2 separate regions of the Homo sapiens genome follow, and region 2 is linked to region 1. The links are chromatin loops, found by intact Hi-C in ENCODE. Cell type or tissue: pancreas. All regions are shown on one strand. Each heading gives the region's core, and the rest is flanking DNA. Links, peaks and the distances in the headings are about the cores only.

The links. Hi-C counts contacts between places; a loop is a spot of excess contacts. Peaks named below come from ENCODE experiments on the same cell type or tissue, not always from the same donor. Only the 100,000 strongest peaks of a DNase experiment are listed, where the experiment ranks them.
Region 2: it touches region 1 in a loop (5-fold over the local background); 5 of 110 quality-filtered maps call a loop at or near these places.

What each region holds. Positions count from the first base shown.
Region 1 is chr1:21,922,673-21,929,296 of GRCh38, reverse strand. All of the region lies in intron 1 of HSPG2 (heparan sulfate proteoglycan 2), which reads left to right. Among named protein-coding and RNA genes, the nearest start is that of HSPG2, 11 kb to the left of the region's middle. RefSeq lists enhancers at 483-1,037, 1,038-1,594, 6,257-6,624. In pancreas, for the core only: no CTCF peak of the experiment used is centred there; no DNase peak of the experiment used is centred there; H3K27ac peaks cover 326 bases.
Region 2 is chr1:21,873,841-21,876,340 of GRCh38, reverse strand. It overlaps HSPG2 (heparan sulfate proteoglycan 2), which reads left to right. Exons shown (of 97, transcript NM_005529.7): 23 at 1-112; 24 at 299-478; 25 at 594-712; 26 at 1,339-1,450; 27 at 1,612-1,725; 28 at 1,808-1,935; 29 at 2,330-2,416. Among named protein-coding and RNA genes, the nearest start is that of HSPG2, 62 kb to the left of the region's middle. In pancreas, for the core only: no CTCF peak of the experiment used is centred there; DNase peaks (open chromatin) are centred at 450, 660 and 1,490.

The DNA.
Region 1 (6,624 bases), core at 695-3,194:
AAGCTGGGGCCTCTGCATTGGCTTATGGTGTAGGCGGAGGGGATCTTGCTGAGTGTTCATTTGTGGAGTTGCAGACTCTGCCTTAGAACTCCACAGCCGGAGCTCATGGCTTGTAGATTTATTCTTACCCCCTCATCTAGAGTGGAAGCTGCATGAGGGCAGGGACTTGGCTTTGTTCATTGCTGTTTGCCTGGTGCTAGGCAGATAGTAGGTGAACACATTAAAACTTCAAGTGAGGCTGGGCACAGTGGCTCACAACCTGTAATCCCAGCACTTTGGGAGGCCAAGGCGGGCGGATCACCTGAGGTTGGGAGTTCGAGACCAGCCTGACCACCATGGAGAAACCTCGTCTCTACTGAAAATAATAATAATAAAAAAATCAGCTAAGCATGGTGGCACATGCCTGTAATCCCAGCTACTCAGGGAGGCTGAGGCAGGAGAATCACTTGAACCCGGGAGGCGGAGGTTGTGGTGAGCTGAGATCGCGCCATTGCACTCCAGCCTGAGCAACAAGAACAAAACTCCATCTCAAAAAAAAAAAATCAAGTGAATAAAGGATGGGCGCGGTGGCTCACGCCTGTAATCCCAGCACTTTGGGAGGCTGAGGTGAGCAGATACTTGAGGTCAGGAGTTCGAGACCAGCCTGGCCAAGATGGTGAAACCCCGTCTCTACTAAAAATACAAAAAAGTTAGCCGGGTGTGGTGGTGCATGACTGTAGTCTCAGCTACTCAGGAGGCTGAGGTAGGAGAATCGCTTGAACCTGGGAAGCGGAGGTTGCAGTGAGCTGAGATCATGCCATTGCACTCAAGCCTGGGCGTCATTGCGAGACTCTGTCTCAAAACTACAAACAAACAAACAAATTCAAGTGAGCAAATTAATGGCTTTGAGGAAGCCAGCAGGCCAAGAAGGCCCAGGCTCCTTGCTGAGATTGGAAAGGGGCGTGCTCTGGCCCCTGCACTTGGGAGCTGCCTGCCCAGCCATGCTCTCTGCAGGGCCCCAGAAGATGTGGGACAAGCTGGGATGTCCACTCTGCCCTTTTTGACTTGTCTGTGTCCTCATTGGTCTCAGAGCCACTTCCCTGGGCACTGTGGTCAAGGGAAAGATGTGGGCTCAAAAGGCCCTGCCTTCAAGTCTTGGCCCAGCCCTGACTGGCTCTGTGACCTTGGGCAAGTTGCTTTACCTCTCTGAGCCTCAGTCAAATGTGAAATGGGGAGGCCTGCTTCCTGGTGGTTATGAAGTAACCAGGTGGATGCACCTTGCTCAGTGCCTGGAATGTGGCAGGTATTTGACAATCCGTGATTGCACTAAGTCTCGTTCCTGCTAAAGACAAGGCCGGTGGAATATCTGAGGCAGGGTTCCCAGGGCACAGCCGGGCACGCCTTCTCTATGACCCAGGTCCTGTACTGGGCTTGTTGAATGAATGGCTGTGTAAGGGGATTGTCCATTCCCTGGGCCTCTTTCGCAGTCTCAGAGCTCCGGGTGTAACTGCCTCTGATCTGTCACTGCCCCTCCTTCGCCTACCGAGGCCGCAGCTGTAGGACAGAGTCCATCCTTCCACCCTGATTGCTCCTTCCTGGACTGGGAGAAGGAGGGGGGCACACCCCAGGGTGTGGCCTGGGAAAGGCTGGAGTCTTTGGACGCCTTGTCCCCTTCCCAGATGTGTGCAGTTGGTGGGCTCTGAGCAACAGGAGGTGTGGCCAGGGGCTCCCATGGGTGCAGAAAGGATGTTCGTGCATCCTGAGGGTAGTGACAGTGGGGGGGGTGGGGGATGTCCTGGGACCCCATCCTAGCCCTGTCCCCCCCTGGCCTACACTGGAGGAGGCAGGACCTTGCCTGGGGAGCTCTGGGCCAACCTGCAGTTGGTCCTTACTTGGTGGGATGTGGGGCTGCTCGACTCTAAATCTGGCTCCCGTGGCCTCAGAGAAACAGCAGGACTCAGGAGAGAGAGACACACAGGCCTGGGGATCTCACCCCACCCCACCCTATGCTTTGGGCTTGGGCTGTTGGGTAGAGATGTGTCCCCCCTCCCCATCAGGCGGGTCACACCTAGGTGTTTTGTAACATTTGGCCTCTTTCCCCATCTTTCTCCCATCCCAGTCGGTGGGGAAGGGGAGGCCTGGCTGGGGCCTGAGCCTGGGGAGGACTTCAGAGGTGGCCTCGGGTCACTCCACAGATGCTTCTCCACGGGTGGGGCTGGGATTCCCAGCTGCCTCTGGCCCCTTCCCAGCCCACCTCCGGGTCCCTGCCACCACCTCCCCACTCCCTGCGCCTGCCCATGGCTCTCTCCCAGGAAGCCGGCTCCGGCCCCCACCTCCTGGTCCTGGCCTCCCCCTCCTAACTAACCCCAGCTGACTCAACCCTCTCCTTGTTTGGCGTTTCCAATTTTCAAATAGTTGGGAACTGGGATCATGCCTCTTCTTGGATCCCTTACTGGGCTGGATGGATTGAAATTCTGGCCTGATAAATCCCAGCCCTAGTGGCCTCTACTCTATCATTTTCTTTCTCTCTTTTTTTTTTTTTTTTTTTTTTTTTTTGAGACTGAGTCTCACTCTGTCTCCCAGCCTGAAGTGTAGTGGTGCGATCTCGGCTCACTGCAACCTCTGCCTCTCGGATTCAATAGCGATTCTTTTGCCTCAGCCTCCCTGGTAGCAGGGATTATGGATTACAGGCATGCACTACCACGCCTGGCTAATTTTTGTATTTTTAGTAGAGACAGGCTTTCACCAGGTTGGCCAGGCTGGTCTCAAACTTCTGACCTCAGGTGATCCACATGCCTCAGCCTCCCAAAGTGCTGGGATTGCAGGTGTGAGCCACCACGCCCAGCAGCCTCTATCACTTTCACGGCTCTTCACCCTTTCCTGCCTTTTGCCTTGCTATGACCCTTAGGCCAGAGGAACAGAAACCCAGGAGTTTCCTGGGGACAGACCAGTCTCTTCCCTGTCCTGGGACCTGCAGGTTCTCCTCCCCAGTGGCCTCAGTCACATAGGTCACCAGTCAATGTTCCCTGAGTGCTGACACCTTCTCATTAAAACTGCCACCCTCTTTAGAGCCAGGCCTCCCACTGGGCTCTTGCCAGGCATTATCGCATATAATACTCACAGCAATCTTTTGAAGTTGGCATTATATCTCCATTTTGCAGGGCAGGAAACTGAGGCATCAGGAGGGGGAGTTGGGGGCCAGATTCTCACTTGTAATCCCAGCACTTTGGGAGGCCTAGGAGGGCAGATTGCTTGAGGCTAGGAGTTCGAGAGCAGCCTGGCCAACATGGTAAAACCCCATCTCTACTGAAAATACAAAAATTAGCCGGGCGTGGTGGCTCATGCCTGTAGTGCCAGCTGCTTGGGAGGCTAAGGCAGGAGAATTGCTTCAACCCGGGAGGCGGAGGCTGCAGTGAGCCAAGACTGTCTCAAAAAAAAAAATAAAAATAAAAAAATAGAGGGAATGGCTGGCCCTTCATCCATCCAGTACGTGCCACACCTGGGAATGGAGCCCAGGTTGTCAGACTCCCAAGTCATCATTGTTTTCCTCAGTGGGTCCTGTTGTGTCCAGACAGAGGAAGTCTGGGAGGGCTGTGTGGAGAAGGTGGGTCCAGGCTGGCCTTGGCAGAGGGTTATAGGAGGCTGCATGTCTGCCACATGGGCTTTGCCAGTTCCTGCTTCACAGACTCGGGTGTCTTTTTACCCTTTGGCTTCCATTTCAACCCAGTGATAATGTTCCCCAGAGAGATGGATGTGACCTTCCCTGTGACTGAGACCCCTGGGAACCCTGATTCTTCTCAGTCAGGTCCCAAGCTCCCTGTGGGGCCTGCAGGTTTTGCCCTGTTGGGAGTTCAGTGAGTTTTGCTGAGCGGGGCCTGCTCTGAGCCAGCCCTGTGTCCCCCTCATACTGGGGGCTTGGGTGAAATGCAAGGCAGAGAAGCACATGGCTCAGCTGCGAGATGAAATCTACATCCAGGTCCCGCGTTGTGTTGTTTCAACAGCCCTGTGCAGTGGAAGCTTCAAGAATCCTTCCATCCATCCCTCTGTCCACTCATTTGTTCACATATTCAGCTAGTGCTGCCTGAGGACCTGCTGTGCGCCTGACATCGCGCTCATTGTTTGATCTGTGTTATCAATCCCCCTGTACATCTGGGGTTATGCCTCCATTTCCCAGATGAGAAGTAGCTCAGAGAGCAGGGAATAGTCAGGCGCAGAGGAAGGTAGAGGCTGCCTTCAGCGTCACCAGACCTCCTGGAAGAAATTGGAGGCATGGTCCCTACTCTCCGGATGCCTTGGATCTTGTTGGAGAGGCAGGACTCGTAAGCTATAAGTGCCCAACACAACTCAAAGTCCAGACAATAGCAGAGTGTCAGGGGAAGGAAAAGACTGATTGGGCATGAGTTATCTGGAAAGACTTTCTAGAGGAAATGGGGCTTAAAGAGCAAGTCTGATTTGGCTGGTAGAGGAGGAAAGCATTGTGGCAGGGGTCCAGGAGTTGTCCCCATTGTCCCTGGACTCACATTGTCCACATTGTTGTTGCATGTGCAAGAGCAGGAAGACACTCGCTTGCTGCCAGAGTCGTTAAGGTTGGGAAAGAATAAGAGGAAGTCCCCAAGATAGCTGAGGTGACATTCATTGCTGGTCAGACCAGGGAGGCAAGAGGTTAAGGCCTGGGCCTCCACTTGGTCACCAGTCAGCTACCATCTCTCCTCCCCGGGCCTCAGTTTTCCTACTCACAAGATGGGCTCCTTTCTTGTTTGTTGGCCGTCTTCCAAGCAGAAGAAAGGGACCCTGAGTTCTTGGAGAAAACTGCTCACTACCCCCCAAAAGTTGGTGGTGTTCCATTCTCTGGGGCCTGAGGGTGGTAGGCACCTCAAGGAGCCCACCATATCACCAATCCCATGTCTTCCTTCATTGACGCTATTGATTCCTTCCCCTGACACTGTTATTTTCTGGACTTTGAGTTGTGTTGGGCACTTATAGCTTACGAGTCCTGCCTCTCCAACAAGATCCAAGGCATCCGGAGAGTAGGGACCATGCCTCCAATTTCTTCCAGGATGTCTGGTGACGCTGGAGGCAGCTTCCACCTTCCTCTGCGCCTGGCTATTCCCTGCTCCATGAGCTACTTCTCATCTGGGAAATGGAGGCATAACCCCAGCTCCCAAGTGCCAGGCTCTGGGCTAGGGAAGCAGATGAAGGAGATGGCCCCTGTGCCCTAGACCTTGAAGCCTGTCCTGTCTTCTTGTGTAGCCCCAGAATCTCTCCTGCCGTGCTCTGTCCATGTCAGTTCACCTCTGCTCTTGGGTACCTGCTGCTAAGCTGACATCAGGGGCATTCATTGTAAATGTCTGTTTAGAAAGTGTGACTAGGAGTCACAAGATTCCTAAACTCTTACGTGATCCCAAGCCATTGAACTTCTTTGAGCTTAATTTTCCCCAGAAGCAAAATGGGACCGTTCATTCATTCGGCAAACATTCTCGGAGTGACAGCGGTATGCGAGGCCTTGTGTTGGATCTAAACACCACCGTGGGCTTATGGAGCTTGTGGTCTGATAGGGGAGAGAGGCTGAGTGGTGGGCCAGCTGGTAAAGGAGTAGGGAGAAGGAGGCTACATTCAAGGAAGACACTCGAGGACTATAGCAGGATTTCAGGGCCACCAGACCTCTGGGAGATCTCTTGAGTCTTTGTGACTTGGTCTCAGCACTCATTTGTGAGTCTGTTTCCCTTGCAGTGAGCCTGTGGGAGGAGAGGACCTGGGAGCCAGCTCCCCTGGGTGAGGGCAGGGGGAGGGCCCACAGCAGCAGAGAGAAGGGCAGGCCGATTTTATCGTGAGTCTCAGATGAGCTCATGGATGTGCAAAATAGCGAGGGCTATTTATGTTGAGTCTGGTTATTTTATTTTATTTTTTTTTTTGAGACGGAGTCTTGCTCTGTCGCCCAGGCTGGGGTGCAATGGCATGATCTCGGCTCACTGCAGCCTCCGCTTCCTGGTTCAAGCGATTCTCCTGCCTCAGCCTCCCGAGTAGCTGGGATTACAGGCGCCCGCCATTATGCCCAGCTAATTTTTGTATTTTTAGTAGAGATGGGGTTTCACCATGTTAGTCAGGCTGGTCTCGAACTTCTGACCTCAGGTGATCCGCCTCCCTTGGCCTCCCAAAGTGCTGGGATTACAGGTGTGAGCCACCGTGCCCGGCTGAGTCTGGTTATTTTCATTTAGGAGAAATGGAAGCTGCCAACAGAGCCCAGGTTTGGGGTTCCCTGGCATTGAGTGGGTTAAATGAAGGGCGCAGTCTTGGGGTGCCTGCTTTTCACTTTCCTCCCTCTTTTTTCCCTCCCCGCCTTCTGGGGTCGGGGTGGGGGCGGGATGGGGGAAACATCAGCTCAAGCCTGGATTCGACTTGAGGAAATGGGAGGAAAGGGTTAATTAAGTCAGTCTGGCTTCCCACCTCCCTGGTAGGGGTCGAGGAGGGGGTACTGGGATGGCTAGGGCAGGAATGTGTGATAAGATCAAAGCTTTCAGCCGGCCTGGGCCCCACCTCTGGTTTCACCTGAGCAATTGAAGGGAATTCTCTAGCTGGGAGGACTGTGGCCTCCTAGGCAGGGGGGTTTTAGGCAGGGCCACCTTCCTCCAAGAGGCTCCACCTTAC
Region 2 (2,500 bases), core at 1-2,500, 52 kb after region 1:
CAACGAGGGCATCTTCTCCCCCACGCCCGGGGAACTGGGATTCTCCTCCTTCCACAGACTCTTATCTGGACCCTACTTCTGGAGCCTCCCTTCACGCTTCCTGGGGGACAAGGTGGGTAGTGGGTGGAAAGGCAAAGGAAACTCCAGGCAGCAGGAACAGCGCAGGCAAAGGCTTGGAGGCGGGAGGGTCGTGGTGCCTTGGGAGAATAGTGAGATACACTGCATGGAAAAGGTGGCTGGAGCAGTGACAGGGCCCGAATTCAGGCCTCCGCAAGCTCCTGTCTAACCCTGGTCCCAGGTGACCTCCTATGGAGGAGAGCTGCGCTTCACAGTGACCCAGAGGTCCCAGCCGGGCTCCACACCCCTGCACGGGCAGCCGTTGGTGGTGCTGCAAGGTAACAACATCATCCTAGAGCACCATGTGGCCCAGGAGCCCAGCCCCGGCCAGCCCAGCACCTTCATTGTGCCTTTCCGGGAGGTGAGCAATACTGTCCCCTGGGGGTAGGGGTGCGGGCAGGCCCTTGCTCCTGCCTCTCCGGCATTCAATACTCCAGGACGTCAGGGGCTGAGCACATGTGTCCTCTCCTTGGCAGCAAGCATGGCAGCGGCCCGATGGGCAGCCAGCCACACGGGAGCACCTGCTGATGGCACTGGCAGGCATCGACACCCTCCTGATCCGAGCATCCTACGCCCAGCAGCCCGCTGAGAGCAGGTGTCTGGAGCCGGGGCAGGAGGACCAGCATGGGCTTGGGGAGGGGCTCCATCTAAGCGGTGCAGTACAGCACAGCCACTTACAGACTGTGTGACCCTTTTGTGCCTCACTTTCCCTGTCTGTAAAACGGAGAGTCTTAACAATGTCTCCCATACAGGCTGGTCTGGGGCCAGGCTCCCTAGAAAGAAGCCTGAGACGGGGATTGGGGTGCATGTGATTCACAAGGAGAGGGACGCAGGAGGGGGGAGGGGCCATGCAGGGATATGGTTTCAGGTCAAGTCTAGCCCCAGCCTCAGCCCACAGGGAGCTCTGGAGAGTCATTCGCCGGAGAGTGATCGTTCTTTCAGGCCCGTGGGCTCTTGTAGCCTGTATCAGCCTGTCATTGGGGACCCCAGGGGAACGAGGTGGTATAACCTCTCCAGGTGAGGAAGGGTGATGGTTTGGAGTAAGTTGCAGGTAACAGCTGTTTGCCACGGTCCTCGCAGCCTCTGGAGATCTGGACAGGGCCCCAGCAGCACTGTGACAGGGCTGTCGGGAGGACTAATAAGACCCTGCCAGTGGAGGACTCCAGGCGTGCCTGGCACAGAGCCAGCACTCCTATTCACGCTGGGTCTTGTCACGCCCAGGGTCTCTGGCATCAGCATGGACGTGGCTGTGCCCGAGGAAACCGGCCAGGACCCCGCGCTGGAAGTGGAACAGTGCTCCTGCCCACCCGGGTACCGTGGGCCGTCCTGCCAGGTGAGTCCTGGGCCCCACGCCAGCCCAGCCAGCCCCCTCCATGGTGCTTCCCGCTCCTTCTCCATGAGCCCTCCACACCTCCCCAGCCCTGGCCATCCAGTGCCCCTACCTGAATGGGCCGTGTTCGGAAGTCCCTCCCACTGCCATCTTTCTGCCCCCAGGACTGTGACACAGGCTACACACGCACGCCCAGTGGCCTCTACCTGGGTACCTGTGAACGCTGCAGCTGCCATGGCCACTCAGAGGCCTGCGAGCCAGAAACAGGTGCCTGCCAGGTAAGTCCCGCCCTCCTTCCGCCCACCCCAGCAATCTGTGGCCTCTGGAGGCCCAGCCTCAACTCACATCCTGCTCCTCCAGGGCTGCCAGCATCACACGGAGGGCCCTCGGTGTGAGCAGTGCCAGCCAGGATACTACGGGGACGCCCAGCGGGGGACACCACAGGACTGCCAGCTGTGCCCCTGCTACGGAGACCCTGCTGCCGGCCAGTGCGTCCAGTCCCTGCCTGCACCTGCCCTTCCCTGAAATGTCTACCACCCGCTCCCACACCCGCTTCATCCAGGGCCCTTCTGAGAGGCAGTGGTTAAATCCTGGCCTTACTGCCTGCTCAGTGTCACTTGGTGTGAGATACACTTCACTTTCAGGGCCTCAGCTGCCTCATCTGTGAAATGGGGTAGTCCACCCTCCTCAGCCCCTTGTGTGAGAGTTGAATGAGGCTATGCATGTGGAACTCTTAGCACAGTGCCAGGCATGCAGTGGCACTGAGGACACATGAGTTCACATGCCTGTTCTTCCCCTCCCCTCTCCCCTGGTCCTGAAGGAGGATCGGGGGAGAGGAAGGAGCCACTGCGTTCCTGACTAGAAATCTGCCCCCACACTCAGGGCTGCCCACACTTGTTTTCTGGACACAGACGGCCACCCCACCTGTGATGCGTGCTCCCCAGGCCACAGTGGGCGTCACTGTGAGAGGTGAGGCAGGGGGTGGAGAGGGTGGGGGGATGCGCACAGGGGGTGTCCCTGGAATCCTCAGGCAGGGCCCAGCGCTCCCAACCC